4 separate regions of the Homo sapiens genome follow, and all the other regions are linked to region 4. A link is a loop called in an ENCODE intact Hi-C map of the cell type or tissue named here. Cell type or tissue: heart left ventricle. All regions are shown on one strand.

Region 1 (5,000 bases), 1.6 Mb after region 4:
CATTTCTGTTAAAAAAAAAAAAAGTGTACTAGGAGAAAGAAAGGTTTCAGATATGCTAAAAATAATTCTACTGATTGCCATCAATTGGTAAGAAGCACTCAGTTGAAAAGAGGTCTTATGTGTCTGAAGAAGCATAATGAACCCACCCTCTCACCTTTCAGATACCACATCTATGTGTGGCTTAATGGAGACTATTGATAAGGAGGAGGAGGAGGGAATTATCTTCTTCTTCCCACTCTTACCCACCCAGAAGCAATTAGTGAACAGGGAACAAAGAAAGGCACATGCCTTCTTGTTCTGAGACCTAGGAGACTAGAGCCAGGTGAGGGAGAGAGGCACCCTGGGAAATGTTTGCATCACAAAATGGGACAGAGCCCGGCGGTCCACTGAAAGTGACAAACATTGGCAGACTAGCCGACGGATTTCCAGGTCTAGGGGAAGTATTCTTCCTGTCCTGAGGAATCTATTTAATAATTGACCAAGAAAACTGGGAAGCTGGGTTGCAAAGTAGCTCTTATTGGGCATCTACTAGATACTTTGGTACTGGTTGGATACTGTACCAGATGCTTTTACACTATAATTTTAGTTAATCCCCATAGCCATCGGCATTAGGGTTTTCCAGAGAAACAGAACCAACAGAACGTGAGACTATATAGAAAGAGATTTACTGGCCGGGCACAGTGGCTCATGCCTGTCATCGCAGCTCTTTGGGAGGCCAAGGCAGGTGGATCACCTGAGGTCAGGAGTTCAAGACCAGCCTGGCAAACATGGTGAAGCCCTGTCTCTACCAAAAATACAAAAAAAAATTGGCTGGGCATGGTGGTGAGCACCCGTAATCCCAGCTACTCAGGAGGCTGAGGCAGGAGAATCACTTGAACCCAGGAGGCAGAGGTTGCAGTGAGATGAGATCATGCCATTGCACTCCAGCCTGGGCAACAAGAGCAAAACAGACAGGAAGGGAAGGGAGGAAGGGAGAAAGGGAGGAAGGAAGGGAGGGAGGAAAGAAAGAAAAGAAAAGAAAAGAAAAGAAAAGAAAAGAAAAGAAAAGAAAAGAAAAGAAAAGAAAAGAAAAGAAAAGAAAAGAAAAGAAAAGAAAAGAAAAGAATAGATGAGATTCATTAGAAGGAATTGGCTCACACAATTATGGAGAATGGGCAAGTCCAAAATCTGTGGAGTGGGCTGGCAGCCTAGAGACCCAGAAGAGTCTATGCTGCAGTTCCAGTCAAGGCCAGTAGACTGGAGACCCAGCCAGTCACTGATATTCCAGTTTGAGCCTGAAGGCCATCTGCTGTAGAACCAGGAAGAGGTGATGTTGCAGATGTAGTCTGAAGCCATCTGCTAGAGAAGTAGGAGAAAGTTTCTTTTGTTCTATTTTGGCCTTCCACTGATTGGATGAGACCTACCCACATTATGGAGGGAGCCTACTTTACTTAAAGTCTACCAATTTGGGCATGGTAGCCCACACCTGTAATCCCAGCACTTTGGGAGGTCAAGGCAGGAGGATCACTTGGGGTCAGGAGCTCAAGACCAGCCTGGGAAACATAGCAAGACCCCAACTCTAAAAAAAAAACAAAATAAAAAAGTTAGCCAGGCACGGTGGCATGCACCTGTAATCTCCACTACTTGGGAGGCCGAGGTGGGAGGATTGCTTGAGCCCAGGAGTTCAAGGCTGCAGCAAGCTATGATCACCATATTGCACTCCAGCCTGGGCAATAGATTGAGACCCTGTCTCAAAAAAAAAAAAAAATCCATGGCCAGGTACAGTGGCTAACCCCTATATCCCCAGCACTTTCGGAGGCTGAGGCAGGTGGATCACCTGAGGTCAGGAGTTCAAGACCAGCCTGGCCAACATGGTGAAACCCTGTCTCTACTAAAAATACAAAAATTGGCTGGGCATGATGGCAGGCGCCTATAATCCCAGCTACTCAGGGGGATGAGAATGGCTGGAACCTGGGAGGCAGAGATTGCAGTGAGCCGAGATCATGCCATTGCACTCCAGCCTGGGCAAAAACAGTGAAACTCCATCTCAAAAAATATATATATTAACTAATTTAAACCTTAATCTCATCCAGAAATGCTCTTACCTCACAGAAACATCAGAATAATGTTTGACCAAATATCTGGAAACCCCATCATCCAGCCAATTTGACACATAAAACTAACCATCACCCCATCTGAAAGTTAGATTTCGCCCTAATTTTGTATATGAGGAGACTGAGGCTCAGAAGGATTAAGTGACATACCCAATTACACAGCTGATTGGAGGCCAGGCTATAATGAAACCATACTCTTTCCGACTCCAGGAAGTTGGGGGCAAGATACGTATTATTGAATCTCACTTGGAAAGAAAGTGCAGTTCTCCCCTACCTACATTAATAACCCTCTAACTAGTATTCAGTCAGCTAGCAAGTATTTAAGCCCCTACTATACTCTGAGCTGTCAGGAAAGTAAAATCTTATTTTACTGTCAAGAGCAAAAAGTTACCAAAATGTGTAGCAGGTCTTATTTTCTCTCTGGTACAGGTGCTGGGCGGGAGTTGGGGGTGGGAATGGAAGGTTGAGTCACACCAGAAGTGGTCAGCAGTGTGGGGACCAGGAGCCAGGTCTGTCACCACTCCTGCTTTGAAGCCACTTTCCCTCAAAAGTGGGTGACCACGGGGAATATTAAGCACTCAGGCTCTGGGATGAGCACTGACATCAAACAATTCCCTTTCATAAGGGGGCTGCCTGCTGGGGTCCATTGAGAAAGAGGGCAGGCATTCCAAAAGCCACTTCTTTCAGCAGGATGTAGGCAGAAACTATTCCCTTAGACGACCAAAACGGGTCACACGGGTCACAGTCACACGGCAAATGTCCCAGAACCCTATCGCCCACGTTCCCCCACACCACGACACTTGATCTGGTGCATCTAGTACGGTTGTGAGTGTCAGTTTCACCCCCTCAGGAAGCCAACTTCTCCCTCCACCGCAGCCTCCAGGTTTGTCCCCAGACCTGCCAACTGGTGTGGCCGCCTTCCTTTTGGTGGGCTGCAGGACCACTGGTGACACCTAGTGACCAAGGCGGCAGTAGCAGCCGAGAACGAGAATTCCTGATTTTCTCTCCTGGTGATGAGAGTAATGACACTGCCCGCCCCAGGACCAAGGAAGTCCCCAGGGAGGGAGTGTGTGAGATTTTTCCAGGAGGGAGATCCCCCTCGGTGAGAGAAGAAAGTGAGGCATGATCAGGGCTCATGACGCCCTTATCATAAGTCATGTGGTTTGAACATTAAAAGGAATGTGACCTCATTTCTTATTCTAAGCTGATCAAGGGGCACCTATGTTAAAAAGCACTGAGAGGCTCTTGGCCTTTTCTTGATTCCAGTCCCCCAGAAAGGGCCAAGAGAAGACTTCCAGGGTCAGACCCCTATCTGAGACCCCCTTTGCAGCCCTCTCCGCTCAGCCACACATCACTGTCCCGTCCACCCAGCTCCGTAGCCGTTAATCATATGTGGCTATCTAAATTAAATTAATTAAAATTACATTGAAAACTCAGCTCTTCAGGCACACCAGCCTGAAGTGCTCAACAGCCACAAGTAACTAGTGGCAGCACACATTACAGAGCATTTTCGTCATCACAGAAAGTTATCATAGACAATGCTGGTCTGTAGGCTAGAAATTTCTTTCCAGGCATCTTAAGATTCTTTTTAATCAAAGTTCTCTTTGGAAAGAAGAAAAAGCAGAAAGCTGGGTGGAACTGTCATCTTGGTATACCGTGCTTGGAAGCACAGGCTGACAGAGAAGGGATTGACACAAATTTGGCTTGAACTGGGTTTTTTTTCCAGATGCCACTTTACCGTGCCTCTCTCCCAAGAACAGGAGCTGTGTGGGCGTGTGTGTTTCAGGCTGCGTTTGGCACTGGAGGTTAAAACAGGGCGTTCTCTTCCTTCTTGCTTTCTCTTCAAGAGAAATAACTTTTTCCTCAAACTTATGATAAAGAAGACAGTTGGTAAAAATGTTTGGGAACCTCTGGTTTGGGCTAAATGAAGGCTCTTTGGAGACACACACTAGCCAGATTATAAGGCATAAAAGAAGTCTTGGACGCCAGGGGACACTGGACTGGCCATCAAGATTAATCATCCCATGGGGTCTCTTGGTACCTCATTCATTCACTCATTCAACCAGCATTTACCAACTGCCCGTTATGTTCCAGGCACTATTCTAAGCTACAGAGATACAGCTGTAAGCTGAACAAAGACCTTCCCTCATGGAACTTACCCACAAGAATGGAGGAATCTGACCCACAATATAAATAATGGTGTCACATCAGTATCATGGATCCAGGCCAGCCATACACTGATGACAACAACAGCTGCCTCGTTTTGAATTCCATAATCCTACCACTATTCTGTACCAAGCACGGTTCACTCCGCTCTCAGTGGATTCTCATAGTCCTCACAGCTACCATATTAAGTCTCAGTTATCATTAGTCTCATCTTCCATTTATGCAAACACAGAGAGGCCAAGCAAGTAGCTTAAATCATACCACTGTACAGGCACGCACCATTGTTCCAACCCTGGTCTCACTCATGCCATATGGTAGAGGGAAAGCATACGTTGTCAAATATTCAGGGATTCTAGAACGTTGCAAATAGAAGAATAAACAAGACGTATCCAGTGGTAAAGACAGATACAGTGTGATGTGCCTCATGGTAAGTAGAAAATAGAAGTCACTATGGAAACAGAGGAAGGGCATATAAACCAGCCTCCAGGGATGTGGCCAGGGTGTTATCAGGGAATGCTTCCTGGAGGAGGTGATACACGAATGAAGTCCTAAGGGAAAAATAGAAGTACAAGTGTTGAAAATGTGGGGAGGGACAAAGGTATGCTGGGCAAAGGGAACAGAAGTGCCCAGGCCTAGAGGGAAGCAGGTATTCAGTGTGGGTTGTGTACAGTTTGGAAGAAGAAAAGTGGCCCAATGATGGATTTTACAGCCTGCTCAGAAGTATTCACTTGACTTGGAGGG
Region 2 (5,000 bases), 120 kb after region 4:
AAAAGAACAGTTATTCCCTTGGACCTATATATATGAGGTGATTTTCCTGCCTCAGCCTCCCCAGTAGCTGGGATTACAGTTCTTAGGCAATACCTTCCCCAGGTGGAGGAGATGAGACAGGGACCAAGCATAAGATATGGTAAAGTTGGATACAGCTCCCATTTAGTTAAATGACCTGGCAAAGTCAAACCTACTTCCCTGCTGAATACCTTGAGAGCTGATACAGGAGTTTTTTTTTTTTTAGATGGAGTCTTGCTCTGTCACCAGGCTGGAGTGCAGTAGCGCAATCTCGGCTCACTGCAACCTCTGCCTCCTGGGTTCAAGTGATTCTCCTGCCTCAGCCTCCAGAGCAGCGGGGACTATAGGCGTACACCACCACACCCAGCTAATTTTTGTATTTTTTTCTTAGTAGAGACAGGGTTTTACCATGATGGCCAGGATGGTCTCGATCTCTTGACCTTGTGATTCAACTGCTTTGGCCTCCCAAAGTGTTGTGATTACAGGTGTGAGCCACCATGCCTGGCTGCTGATACAGGTTTTAAGAGGGAGGTAGACATGGGCCCAGAGGGCCTCCTGTGTGCCAGGAACATTATCTCTCATCACTCTGATGGGCCCAGAGAGATTAAAAACCTTGCCCAAGTCCACCCTCAATGTATAGCCGAGTTAAGATTTGAACCCAAGTACACTTGGCTTCAGAGCCCTATGCTCTTTCTTTGCATCATGCTGCCTCCCACCTGGTTCTGTGTGCAGCTTGGTCTAGGCTCCTAGGCTGGGCAGTAAATAGAAAACACATCAGATATAAGCCCCCATTTCTGAAATAAAATATGTTTCTGTAGATGAGAACAGTTGTGCCCAAATGGATATGAAACAGAAAATTGAAATGCAAGAGAAATGGCATAAAATAATTCACTAGGTAGAGCCAAGCATGTTAACCATGAATAAATCCTGCAAATGAGGTGGAAACTCATAGTATTTATGAGTTTGGCTGATCTCTCAGGATGCAGCCTGAATTGTTTTTGAATTAGATACAGGGTAATTTAATCAATGACTGAATGCTGCCAATCTTGGTTCACTAAAAACACATACATTGGTGATAGGTAATAGGCATTTTAGTTTCACATATAGAAGCTAGATTGAAGAAAGAGTAAAATAGGGAGAAAAAGAAAATATTCCTAATTCCCTGCTTTAATCAAAAATTTTTTTCTTTGTTGATTTTCCTTTTCTCAGTTTTGTGCTATAATATCCAACCGATAAGCAAAAAAGTCAAGCACTACAAATATATAATCAATGCAAGAGGTCTACATTGTAGTCCAAAGGGAACGTGGTATCCCAGTCCAGAAATAATATATGGGAAGACCACATTTAAATTTTTTTTTTTTTTTTTTTTTTTGAGACAGAGTCTCAATCTGTCAGCCAGGCTGCAGAGCAGCGGAGGGATTGCGACTCACTGCAACCTCCGCCTCCTGCGTTCAAGCGATTCTCCTGCCTCAGTCTCCTGAGTAGCTGGGATTATAGGCACACACCACCACACTCGTCTAATTCTTGCATTTTTAGTAGAGACAGGGTTTCATCATGTTGGCCAGGTTGGACTCGAACTCCTGACCTCACGTGATCTGCCTGCCTTGGCCTCCCAAAGTGCTGGGATTCTAGGTGTGAGCCACTGTGCCCAGCCAAAATTTGATTTTAAATGGGACACAAAGCACAAAATTTGGGGCAGCAATACTAATGCTTATCAGGTTTAAGAAAAATAAAAGGCATTTTAGTTGAGATACTTGGTGGAGTTGTGCATAGCTAAACTATGGGTCTACAGTTCAGAAATGTTTTTAAAGATTAATGTTCAGATTTCAAGAATAAGCAAAAAAAAGTTAGTTTGAAGCTTTCAACTTCATAAAAATCCAGTTTTGATTAAATGAGATTCAAAAAAGAATCTTTCAACCAACTGTATTAAGGACAGGTCAGAAACATATAATGAGAAGTACAGTAAGCACAGTTATGCTTTGCAGAACAGCTAGTAGCCTGGGGAACCTCAACATTAAAAACCAAAAAATGTTTCCTTTTGGGTCATATGTTTTAACAATTCAAAGTAACACATGTTCACATACAAAGCCCTCAACATGACGCAATGTCATCTTCCCCTTCACCCAACTCCTTCTCCCGCCCCACCCCTACTCCAGAAGAGGAACTAGACTGAACAGCAAACTAAACAATTTAGGTTTTCCTGAGGGCAAGGGTGATACTATCAGACCTTTACAAAGCTCTGTTTGGCATCTAGCACAGACCAGGGCACACTGGGTGCCTGGAGCATATCTGTGCAATGGAATAAGCTATGGGGAACCTTAAAGATGCTACAAGAAGATGGATGCTCCCGACCCACATTTCCTGGCAGAAAACTTCCTGACCCACCCAGGCATTGTTGATCAACTCCTTCCCTTGCTCATCACCACTGTATCTTACTTATCACACGATTTGCAATCCTGAATTTGCCTTCCCGTCGACCCTCACCTTGAGATTCTGAGCTCTGAGACATACTCACCCTTTCCTCCCCAGGATCAAGAAAACAAGTGCCTTCAATAAATGAAGTATGGACTTTTCCTCCACCTCACTCCCAGCTGTAAGCAAGCTGCCACCTTGTTGTTTAATCAGCAGTTGCCCCGAGCCTGGGCTAGCCTCAATCTCTGAGACTCTGCATCTGGCTGAGATATGGGGCTGGGTAGGAAAGTCTGTGGTGTGATTCAAGACGCACTTAACTCCCACCTCAATTCTACAGTAGAAACTGCTGAAGAGACAATGGCTGCCTGCCCTGCTAAGCAGGTGGCTGCCAGCCTCACCTTCTGGGTCTGTTCCTTCCATGGCTCTTTCTGCAGCAGCAGAGCCATGCTATTGGGAAGGAGAGTGAGAACCTCCTGCAGAGTGACCCTGTGCATTGGACTCCTGCCAAGGAAGCTTGGTACTGGCCCAGCCGGGCCATTCTCCTGATGCCATGGCAACCAACTGGCACTGAGGCCGAGGAGGAGAGGGGCAGTGTGGTCAGCCCATGCAACCACTGCGGTTGCAAATATCAGCAAGAAGAAGTCCAAAGCCTACGATGAAAATAGAAATGACGTTAGGTCATATTTTTTAACAATTCAAAGTAACACATGTTCACATACACAGCCCCTGTCGTGAGGCAATGTCATCTTCCCCTTCACCCAACCAGTCCCTCCTGCCCTACCCCCACCCAGAAGAGGAACTGAACTGAACAGTAAACTCAGTTTCCATGTTTAATGAAGATACATTTTGGGGCTTTAGAAGATTTTTGAAGTCCCTTTATGTGAAGGCAGAAGACCCAACAGTTTCATTATTATCGCTCTAACATTTCAGGAGAAACATCGTTTATTCAATTCCTAATCACATCAAGATCCAAACATTCCTCTGTTTTGATGTTTTCAAAGAGCTTACAAAATGAAGAAATATTTATGGTTATGTGGGCAAAACTAATTTTTAAAAATATGTATACTCTGATTCTACTTTTGAGCAAGTCTTTCTTCATTTTTTTTAAAAAATGTTTTAAGAAATGGGGTCTCACTATGTTGCCCAGAGTGATCTTGAACTCTTGAGCACAAGAAATCCTCCTGCTTCAGCCTCCCAAGTGGCTGGGACTATAGACATGTGCCATTGTGCCCAGCTTCTTCATGCATTTTAAACACCTGTCCAGGATCTATCCATTTAGATTTCAGACTAATCTAGACAATCATAGAAATGGTGATTATAGGAGCCACCTCTGAGTAGTTGGATTACTGTGATTTAAACTACACTTCTTTCTGCTTATCTGTATTTTCTCAGTGTTTTAAGGTTTTTGTAAGAAAACAGAGAAAGTTAATAAAAACTTAGGAAATCAGAAGAAAGAGGACAGATCACGCAAGTTCAAAAAAAGTTTAAAAAGTACTTCCTAATCTCTTAAAATTCCTAAACTCACAAATTAAAATTTCAAAAAGACATACAACTCTTCAGAAAAACTGGGCAGAACTTCAAAAAACATCCCAGGTTATGCAAATTTGACTCACACAGCAAACAGAATACTCATGAAGCATGCCTACAGAAAAAAAATTCTGCTATTACAAAATGCACAGCTGCCAGCTAAGTCAACACAATGAAGGAAAGCAGGAAAGAGCTGTCTTCGTCTTATTAATCTTTTATTTTTAAACTTACCCAAACCTAATACTAGCGGTTCTTACTTTTTTTGAGTCATAGGTAATTTTGCAGGTGTGATAAAAATTCCCCTCCATATATGCACACATGCACATAAGTATTGGCACACATAAGATTATCTGCATACACTCCAGGAACCTCTTCAAAGCAGGCATTTTTAGCCATATGCTGGCCAGTGTGGAGGCCAGAGCCCTATATTCCCACATCCTTTATGGGATCAATCCCAGCTACACAGGAGCTTGGGTTCTCTCTCTCCCAAGTGTCCTTTGTGTTCTGTCTGTCAAGAAACATATTTTGTTGAAAATATTTCTCAAAGGGCAGCCTTGGGTGTCTCCAAGAGCTTGGTAAGAATACCAGTTTTCTTGCGGCATCAGAGAATCATTAAGTGTGTCTAAAATAAAAGGAAAGAGGGAAAGAAAAGCTGCAAACAGCAACGTGCTCCTCTTTTGGGAGCATATATTTTAGGTTGGTGCAAAAGTAATTGCAGTTTTTGCCAATTAATGGCAAAACCGCAATTACTTTTGCACCAACCTAATATAAGTTCTGTATTTTAAGGAAGCTATAAACTACTCCTCTAGATTTTACCTTGTCAAGAGCCGTATTGTGAAAGGATGTTGACTGGTAAGCAACATTTCTAATATAACCCATCAGTTCCAAGAGCCACTCCATTCTCTTCAAAACGCCTGAAATGAAAAGGGTATTTTCTTACTAGACCATGGTTTTCCTTTGAAATGTAAAACAGATCAGTAACAACCATCATAACTAAAGCAGAACACCTGGTGAGGATTCCATTAACCAGTTTCATGTTCCCT
Region 3 (5,000 bases), 1.6 Mb after region 4:
ATGGAAGAAACCAGGTGGGCTGTAAGTTAATCGTTGAGGCTGGATGATGGCTACTCAGGAGTCGATTATGCTATTCTGTTTCTACATGATTGACATTTTCTATTATAAACAATTATCTTAAAACGGTAGTACAGAGAAAGCTCTCAGGAACTGTCACTCTCAACTGTTATCAACCATTTGCACCTCAGTGTGAAAGGAGGAAAGTTCTGATGGGAAAGAAAGACTTAGGGGATGCCTGGCGTGAGAGACCAGAGAAGTAGAACCCAGGAGGGAAAAGGCAGTCAACAGAGAGGCACAGGCATTCCAACACCAGTCAGCCTCCCTCCCTCCTGCCCGCTGCCACAGCGCCCCCACCAGTTGCTCTCCCACCTGGACACTTGTGGCTGATACAGGCTGCATGATACATGCTGCGTGGAGGGTAAACACACCTGATAGCAATAACATAAGCAGACCCTGAGGATGACCCTGTATGGCAGACACATCTGAATGTGTGTTTCAAGCTAAGGAATCCGGCATGGCCAACCTGGAGATTCATACCTTATCAGTGATGAACATCCGAGCCCCCCACCCATCCCATGGAATGCGGGCCATACAAGGGATTGAGGCCCTGAGTTTTGGGCTAAACAAAGGTTGCCAGGTGGAGGTCATTAAGGGGAGGGTGTTAGGTGAAAACGCTATTTAAACTGCACACTGTTTGCAAGCAGTTACGGTTTTCCTGCCCAGCCTGCTGCCACTGGACTGTTTGTAAGGTGGCTATCTTGTCCAGCACACCACCACTGGACTCTCTCCCCTGTATGTGAGCCCCTAATAAAACCCCCACATTGGCCGGGCATGGTGGCTCATGCCTGTAATCTCAGTACTTTGAGAGGCCAAGGCAGGAGGGATCACCGGAGGTCAGGAGTTCAAGACCAGCCTGGCCAGCATGGTAAAACCCTGTCTCTACTAAAAATACAAAAATTAGCTGGGTGTGGTGGCACGTGCCTGTAATCCCAGCTACTTGGGAGACTGAGGCAGGAGAATCGCTTGAACCCAGGAGGCGGAGGTTGCAGTGAGCCAAGACCACACCACTGCACTCCAGCCTGGGTGACAGAGAAAGACTCCATCTCCAAAAAAAACACCATGTCTCCTTTGCTGGCTCTGAGTCTCTTCTTCAGCCTCCTGAACCTAGTGCCTTCCCTATTGAGGTTAATAGGGGTTTGGCACAACACAAGGCCAGGCCACTTCTGCCCTGACCCCCTGGATTTGATCTAGTTTTTTTTCCTGGGGCCACTGCTGACTTCTTCCCCACAAAGGATGCCCAGGTGGCTGCAGGACTTCCTGAGCCCACTTTACCATCCTGATGACTTGAGTCTTTTCTGAACTGAGCCATTTTGTCTGGGGTCTTGGATCTAAGATGTGTCTAAGATCTTGTGCCATCTCCTTAAGGAGAAAGGGTTCACTCCGGGACAAGAGTAGGGTTACACTAGGAGGGTTCCAAACCAAATGAACTCCTGAGACCACTGCAGAGTGGCTCCTCAACCAGGAGGTTCAGAGAACTTCCTTCCCTGTGAGCCTCAGGAGAAGAAATTGTCAGGAGTTATCGCTCACTTGTGACAGAACAGGTGCTGTCTGACAGGAAGAAGATAAATTGAAACCCGTGTGTGCAACTGAGAGAGTATGAGTGAGTTCATGCAGGAAAGACAGCACTAGACCAGGAAAAATACTCCTCAGAAAATCCATTACATCCACAAGCATGTGGGCCAAGTCAAGGGGTGTCTATTGAAAGAAAGGAAACTGTTCTTGTTTTAAGGCAACATTAAATCCAAAGATCCTGGGCTGTTCAGACAGGGAGTTAAGGGGGACTCCTTCCTGCATCTCCATGTTGAATGGGGCAGAGGGAATGGGAATATGGTTACTGAGCTGCCAAAATAGAACCATCTTCCCTCCTCATCGGAACTTTGCCTGACAACCTTCTCCGCTCGGGTTCTTTACTCCGCTTTTTCTGTTGGGGTTGCGAAAGGGAGAATCATAATCTTCCTATCAGCTGCTTTGACATCTGCCGTAGTTTGGCAGGAACTAATCTAATGACGAGAGACTGACTCAGATTCTTTCTGGGAAGAGGCATTTTGGGGACAAGAAAGCAAAAGAGGATATGTGCGAGCAAAGCCCCAGAAGTCGGCAGCGAGAACAGGCTTCCCAGACAGCCACCTCCCACAGTCACTGGGCATTGCCAGGTGGCCAGGCTGTGGGGTGGGGGCAGTCCCCTCAGCCACGCTGAAAGCAGGTGGGCGTCCAGCCAACACCGCTGCTACACCCCAGGCCGCCTTCCTGAGCACCAGTTGCCGAGGCAACCGGGGTACTTTGCAAATATCTTTTTTAGATGTGACTTCCAGAAAAAAAGGGCAAGGTGACAAGAGGGATGGAAGGAACAGAGAGATACCAGGCTGACGCTTGACACTGAAAATGCAGCCAGAAGTTCTTGGTGCTGCTGCCCTCTACAGGCAAAATCGTAGATTACGACGCTCACCCACCAAAAATGCCCTGAAAATGAAATGTCTCACTTTCCCACCAAGTAGCCTGGGAGTAACAAAACAGGAGCAGGGATAGGGAAGGCCCAGGGGTCCAGCTACAGCCATGGTATCACCAGAAAGGGAAGAGACAATTTGAGAAACACTAGGTCAAAAGTCAAATGTTGCCAGTTCTGGAAATTGCTTGGTAATAATGTGATTGTACATACAAATGCAAAAGCAGGCACTGAAATCTACATGCTGCAGTTGGCTTGGAGACCGTCATCTATGCCATTCATGCACTGCCAGTTTTGTGGGGAACCTGGTGGTAAACCACTGGTAGACCACCTGCTTCTGGCTGGGAATTTTGTATGTAGCAGAGCAGCTCCCTCGCCGTCCTCTATTGTAAGTCAGCACTTCTTGATACAAGGGTTTGTAAAAAGAAAAAAAAAAATGAAGGAAACAAAGATAATCTATAATCCACAATCGGGGTGAATCTTTTCTATTTTGACAATGAAATCACAATTATAACAATGTTATAAGGAATTCTCATGCCCTCAAGAACGTGCTGGGTATCCTCTGTGTAAAGCAAGGATACAATTTAATCTTTGCTTATAAAAATGCTCCAGCTTCCATGACTCAGGTACACTGCAGACCGCCACCAGGAGTAGCAGCACCTGGGAATGCATACACAAATTCCCAGGCCCCACATCAGACCTGCAGACCCTGAAACTCTGGGGGTGGAGCCCAGAAATCCGTGCTTTGACAAGCCCTCCAGGTGATTCTGATGTCCACTAAAATTTGAGAACTAATGATTTATGTAACAATTATTCATTTGAAACTCCAAATATTACTCATTTCAACACACTCATTCATTTCAGGCAGTGACTGAGAGAAGAAATGAGTTGAGATAAAGGCAAGGTGTGCAGAAGAAGCAAAGCCTATCCCCTCCCTGCCTGGGCAGGTATCACAATCTTAGAATCTCAGGATATCACAAATTCCCCTCTCTACCATTGAGGGAAAGGTGATTCCCTCTGCTCCTGGCCAGACCTTCAAGCTCAAAATGAGCTTCTAGTAATACAGGTGATCTAGGGATTAAGAGAAATAGGTTGTTTGGCAGGAGGTGCAGGACAAAGGAGGTTATTGCCAATTGAGCACTGATGCCAGAACTCTCAGAAGGACCCTGTTATGCAAGTAGAAGTACCCCATTAACAGACGCAGGAACTGAGCCCTTAGGGAAGTCAAATGACTTGCCCAAAGTCATCTCACTACTTAGAAGAAATGAGATTAGGACTAAGGCCCATGTGACAAAGAAGACCATGTCTTTCTTCTAAATTCTACTGGGCCACTCTTAGCACTGTCTAAAAGAACTGTGATAGAAATGTCCTTTGTCTGTAGCCACTAGCCACTCGTGACTATTGAACACTTGAAATGTTGCAGGTGACCAGGTGCTGTGGCTCACACCTGTAATTCCAACAGTTTGGGAGACTGAGGTGAGAGAATTGCTTGAGGCCAGGGATTTGAGACCAGCCTGGGCAACACTGTGAAAACTTGAAACAAAAAAAAAAAAAAAAAATTGGCCAGGTGTGGTGTCTCATGCTTATAATCCCAGCACTTTGGGAGGCCAAGATGGGCGGATCTCTTGAGCTCAGTTGTTCAAGACCAGCCTGGGCAACATGGTGAAAACCTATCTCTACAAGATACCAAAAAAAAAAAAAATTACATTAGCTGGGCATGGTGGTGCATGCCCATAGTCCAACTACTGGAGAGGCTGAGGTGGGAGGATCGCTTGAGCCTGGGAGACGGAGGTTATAGTGAGCCGAAATCACAACACTGCACTCCAGACTGGTTGACAGAGTGACAGTGAGACCCTATCTAAAAAAAAAAAAAAAAAAAAAAAAAAAAATTTAAATTCACCAGGTATGGTGGTGCCTACCTGTAGTCCCGATTACTCAGGAGGCTGAGGCAGGAGGATCACCTGAGCATAGGAGTTTGAAGCTGCACTGAGCTATGATACCACTGTACTCCAGCCTGAGTGACAGAGCAAGATCCTGTCTCAAAAAAAAAACAAAAAACAAAAAAACCACACACACACAAAGGAGAAGAAAGGAATAAAGGAAGGTTGCAGATGTGGTGTAACTGAGAAACTAAATCTTTCATTTATTTTAAATTACTTTAAAGTAGTCACATGGGGTTAGTGACTATTCTATTGCAGAGTGGAGGATCATATAGTTTTGTGTAACAATGCCTCAAGAGTGGAAATCTTCACCCAAAATAATCCTCAGGGGGAAAAAAACACAAAAGAGCATTGACAGAGCTAGCAATTTGTCATCTTATTAATCTTTTCTTAATGGAAATGCTGACAGATTCTTAACAGTGTCTAAGAAAATGCAATTAATCCACAGACTCAGATTTAAAGAAGCCTGCCTTCCTGAATGTTGGCAGTTGGCAGAAGCCAGGGATGGCAGTGTGAGGTGCCCCATACCACAAGCTAATGGCCTGAAAGAGGACAGA
Region 4 (5,000 bases):
TGAAAAGTATGCTTCCTAAAGTTTAAGAATATAATGTGTTTCCCACAATAGATTCACAATGGGGAGTCAGCTTATATGTTTTTGCCTTCTTGTGTGTTTAATTTTTTTAGCATACTGCCCAGTTTCCCTCACACTCTGATTCGTTTATATTTTTTAAATATTTTCTTAGTGGTTACCATGGAAGTTACAATTAACATTCTATATTTACAACAATCTAGTTTGAATTGATACCAGCTTAGATTTAACAGCGTACAAAATCTTGACTCCTATGCTGCTCTGTCTCCCCTCCGACCTCTTGTCTTTAAACATTGTTTGCCCATTCACATAGATTAGTAATTATTGTTTTATGCATTTGACTTTTAAATCATATAGGAAATAAAAAGGGGAGTACAATAATATTATTTATATTTACCTACCTTTACCAAAGTTCTTTATATGCCTTCAAGTTACTGTCTAGTGTCCTTTTATTTTAGCCTAGAAGGCTCGTTAGCATTTCTTGTAGGACAGATCTACTAATGATGGACTCAGTCAGCTTTTGTTTATCTGGAAATGTTTTTATCTCTCTTATATTTTTGAAGAATAGTTTTGCTAGACATAGAATTCTTCGGTTATTTTTCCTTTCAGAATTTTATATATGCCATCCCACTACCCTCTGGCCTCTGTGTTTTCTAATAGGAAACCTGCTGTTAATGTTATTGAGGATCCTTTGTATGTGAGAGTCACTTCTCTCCTCCGGCTTTCAAGATTTTCTCTATGTTTTTGGCTTTCAATCATTTGATTATCCTGTGTGTGATCTATTTGTCTTTATTCTACTTGAAGTGTGTTGAGGTTTTTTGATGTGTAGACTCATATCTTTCACCAAACTTGCTAAATTTGGGGCCACACTTCTTCAAATATTTTTGCTGCCCCTTTTCTCTCTCTTTTCCTCCTGTAGTTCTCATTATATATATATGTTAGTATGCTTGATGGTGTTCCACAAGTCCTCTAAACTCTATATATTTTCCTTCATTCATTTTTTTGCTCTGTGGTCCTCAGCTGCATAATTTCAATTGATCTGTCTTCAAGCTCATTGAGTCTTCTGTCTACTCAAATCTTCTGTTAGACCCTTCAAGTGAAGTTTTCTTTTTCAATTTTTGTACGTTTTAGCTAGCAAATTTCTATTCAGTTCCTCTGTATAATTTCTTTCTCTTTATTGGTATTCTTTGATCTGATGTTGTTCTCCTGTATTCCTCTAATTAATTAGAAATGGCTTCCTTTAGGTGTTTGAACTTATTTAATACAGCTGGTTTAAGTTTTTGTCTAATAAATTTAATATCTGGGCTTTTGGGGGAAGTTTCTATTCATGACTTTTCCACCTGTGTATAAGACATAGTTTCTTTGCATTCTTATATTTTTTTGTTGAAAAGTGGACATTTTAATAATAAACTGCAGCAACTGTATAAATTAGTTCCCCATCCCCCAAGAGGTTGTTGTTGCTGCTTGTTGTGGGTTGTTATTTGTTTACTTGCTGTCTTTTCTGCACTAATTCTGTAAAGTCTGTATTCGTTAGCACATGTGCCCACTGAAGTCTCTAATCAGTTAGCTTAGTGGCCAGCTAATGACTGAACAGAGATTTCCTTAAGTATCTGGAACAAATAAATCTCTCAGTTTTAGCCAAGAAGCTCTGTGTGCATGTTGAAGTGCATGTTTAATACTTAGCCAGGCAGTTTTCAACCCTGCCTTGGCCTTCAGTTTCTGCTTATGATAAAAGTCAGCCAGAAGTGAAAGACTGGGTCTTTCCTGAACATGTGCACAAACTTACACATGTACAATGCCCTTCTAGATTCCCAAAAGTATGCTAGAATTTGTCAAAGCCCTTATAGACATCTCATCTCTGTTTTTCCTTTTAAGATTTTCAGTTGGTCATTATTTACTACAACCGTAATTAATCACCTCAGGTAGCAACTATATCAAAACACTGGCCTGTAAATGTCTTTAGTCAACACTCCTCAGGGAGAGTCTTTTAGCTTTGAGTGAGCTCCCAGACAGCTTAAATAAAGATAAGTCTTTCTACTAGGGTATTTCGAAGTCAAATAATGACAATCTTTAGGAATGAAGCTATGAAGGCACTCCAGATTTTTTCTATTCCCAGTGGTACCAGGAAGGAAGCCCATTGCTTTTTAAGGCTACCACTGAACTTGATAATGGGTGATGGGATTAATTCAAGTTAATATGCCACAAATCTGGCTATACTTACACTTACAGCTGTTTTCCTCAAATAAATGCTCCTGGGTTGTTGCATGCCTTGGGATAACTCATAATATTGTAAAAAGATTTATTCTGACAAATTTTGCTCATTTTTTCTTTACTTTTATGAAGGGGCAAATTTTTTAGAGATTTTTACTCTGCCATTGTTTCTCATGGCACCACTTTCTACCCATTTTTAAAAGCATCTGAGAAAACGAACCCCTAGAAACAAAATTGGGCCCTCCTGGAACATTAATTTGAACATAATGTCAGGGTTTAACAACCCTGAGGTTCAATTTTTTGTTTCATTGAAAACACAACACAAACAAAAATATAGCCTTGTTGTTCTGATTAGTGTCCTGTGTGAATGTATGTTCCCTTTTCTTTTTTAAATTACTTAACAAAAATGGGAAATAACAAGATTATCTTGGGAGTAAAAAAGAATACAGTGATCGAAAAACAAATTTCACATTTCTGGGATCACTATTATGAATTAGAGGTTTTGTGTGGGCTTCATTTATGCATTTGTTTCTTTGTTTTTACTTAGGCAGCACATCAAACTGTCCTTTCTTTACATTCTAATTTCCTGAATTATTCCCAGCTAATGACCATGGTAAAGTTATCAGTATGTCGTCTCTAAGCCAGTATTTGACGTATAGCCAGTAGATGGCAGTATAACATCAAGCGTACATACCTGGTTAAGAGTGACAGCACTAGTCAAAGCAACACTCCAAAGCTGAGGGTCTAGAGCACAGAAAAAGAGTTCCCTAAAATCTTTATTCTTCCATTGTTTTAGTTTGATCCTGTCCAACATTGGATCAGGATCACCAAAGAAAGGCCATTAAAAACCTACAGAAATAGATGGAAAGCATGGTGTAATGAGGGAACCCCTGGTGCTTATGTGCTACACTCAGACCCAAGAGAATTCATCTGCCTTCTTGGTAAAAGGTTGGGGTAGAGACATAGTAAAGGAAGAGTCTACATGGTGCTCAGGTAAAAGTTTCAGTTGTTTATTTCATTATAAATGTACCTTGCTACAGTTTCAAATATGTCTTGAAAAACACTTCAGAAGCTATAACAATCAATGATGGCAACAGTATTACCACTATTTTAAAAAGTTTTCAATTCCAGGATGAGAACTGTCTTCAGAGCCAGTTTGCAGGCTAGACAAGAATATCAAACTCATCACTTTATATTGATAGCATGTTTCTTCTTAAAATGAAAATTGTTTAAGTTGATCACTGTTCTATTGATTACATGACTCCTGAAACATGCAGGAATATATTTGGAATATGTGACGCTAATCTAGCTTATTGCATCCAAATGCATTCCTTCTAAGAGCATTTAAATTAATATGCTTTTATTTCCTAAAATCAGGAATGAATTTCTCTTCATCAACTTCGTGGAACTTCCCATATATTTATTTATGAACATAAATTCACATGCATACGGATCTACTTATCTCCTATCTCTTATACATACTATGTTGACCAAAAGCAACAGTATCAGTAAGAGCTGGCAGTAAATAATAAAATCAGTTAAAAGTTCTGAAATACTTTTAAAATGTTATTTTAAAGTACTATGCAATTTTTAGTTCAAAAATAAGAGAAAATTTAAATTTCTTTTAAAAATATATTGTCTGAAATTAATAATAATTAAATAATTGAAGGAAGTATAAATGTTAAAAACATATAAAAGTAATGCAAGAAGTAAAGCATAAAGCAATAAAGTGAAGAACCAAACACATAATAGTTAAGATAATAAATATAAGCTGCTTAGAGTTCCCTATTAAAAGAAAAAAGTCTTGATTGGCTTAAAACCAAACCCCGTTATTACTCTACATATGAGAAAAGCCTAAAATTAAAAATACTAAAACAGTAAAAGAAGAAGATGGGCAAGAAAGAGAAAAGCAATACAACAAAGGAAAAATAGAGGTGGCAATATTAATATCAATGAGATATTGATTAATATAAATATTGATACTTGTGGGAATTCAATGAACATTTGAGAAAGAGTATCAATATACATAGGAAACAAATAGGATTTATAACCAAATTATAAAAGACATAGAACTGAAATTTAATATACAATATACAGAAAAAAGTTAGCAAATATAGAGAAACAAACAAAAATGTCATTTTAATATTGACATTTTTAGCATTGTGATTTAAAATATAGCATAGAAAAATAACAAGAATAATTTCAAATATAATTGAAAAAGATACATTATTGGCTAAGATTCTGGGGCACTAAGTTACAACTTAGAATAAAAAATATATTTTTCATATATTTATAAATCATTCACAAAAATTACCCTGTATTAGATTACAGAAAACTATCAAATTCCTCCAGAGAAAAAACACTCTAAGTTGTATAATTAGATCACAATGCCTGGAATTATTCTTTTTAAAATGATTTTTAAAGCGAACATTTAGATATTTAAAATCATACTGACACATTCAGTTAAGTCAGGAAGAAAAAGTAAAATAAGTAGTTTAGTTAGTAATGGAATTAAAGCACTATTCTTAAAATATATTGAAGCAAAGCTACATACAGAGGTAAACATTCATCAAACATAGGAATTAAAAAGAGGTTAGCCTCACTCCTTAAAGTCAATGAAAAGATGTTCAAAATCCACTAATATAAATAATAAAAGCTAATGTTTATTGAATGTTCACACTGCAACAAGGACTGTGCTAAGCACTTTACAGGAAGCACTTTAAATCCTCACCAATCCTATCAAGCTCTTAAACAATGTCTTATTCTCCACAGCC

The links. Hi-C counts contacts between places; a loop is a spot of excess contacts. Peaks named below come from ENCODE experiments on the same cell type or tissue, not always from the same donor. Only the 100,000 strongest peaks of a DNase experiment are listed, where the experiment ranks them.
Region 1: it touches region 4 in a loop (6-fold over the local background); 9 of 110 quality-filtered maps call a loop at or near these places.
Region 2: it touches region 4 in a loop (3-fold over the local background); 7 of 110 quality-filtered maps call a loop at or near these places.
Region 3: it touches region 4 in a loop (10-fold over the local background); 14 of 110 quality-filtered maps call a loop at or near these places.

Annotation. Positions count from the first base shown.
Region 1 is chr9:19,470,039-19,475,038 of GRCh38, reverse strand. LOC105375988 (a long non-coding RNA gene) reads right to left here and starts at 4,937. Exons shown (of 7, transcript XR_007061431.1): 1 at 4,539-4,937. In heart left ventricle, a CTCF peak has its summit at 3,049 (motif pointing left); a DNase peak (open chromatin) is centred at 3,028; H3K4me3 peaks cover 637 bases.
Region 2 is chr9:20,988,203-20,993,202 of GRCh38, reverse strand. FOCAD (focadhesin) reads right to left here. Exons shown (of 44, transcript NM_001375567.1): 41 at 4,774-4,871; 42 at 2,829-3,080. Among named protein-coding and RNA genes, the nearest start is that of HACD4, 41 kb to the left of the region's middle. In heart left ventricle, no CTCF peak of the experiment used is centred here; a DNase peak (open chromatin) is centred at 2,922.
Region 3 is chr9:19,490,751-19,495,750 of GRCh38, reverse strand. The region is part of intron 4 of LOC105375988 (a long non-coding RNA gene); the gene reads right to left. Among named protein-coding and RNA genes, the nearest start is that of MAP1LC3BP1, 30 kb to the right of the region's middle. RefSeq lists an enhancer at 2,245-2,768. In heart left ventricle, a CTCF peak has its summit at 2,479 (motif pointing left); a DNase peak (open chromatin) is centred at 2,240; H3K4me3 peaks cover 745 bases; H3K27ac peaks cover 1,439 bases.
Region 4 is chr9:21,109,035-21,114,034 of GRCh38, reverse strand. No RefSeq gene overlaps it. Among named protein-coding and RNA genes, the nearest start is that of IFNW1, 30 kb to the left of the region's middle. In heart left ventricle, a CTCF peak has its summit at 2,893 (motif pointing right); no DNase peak of the experiment used is centred here.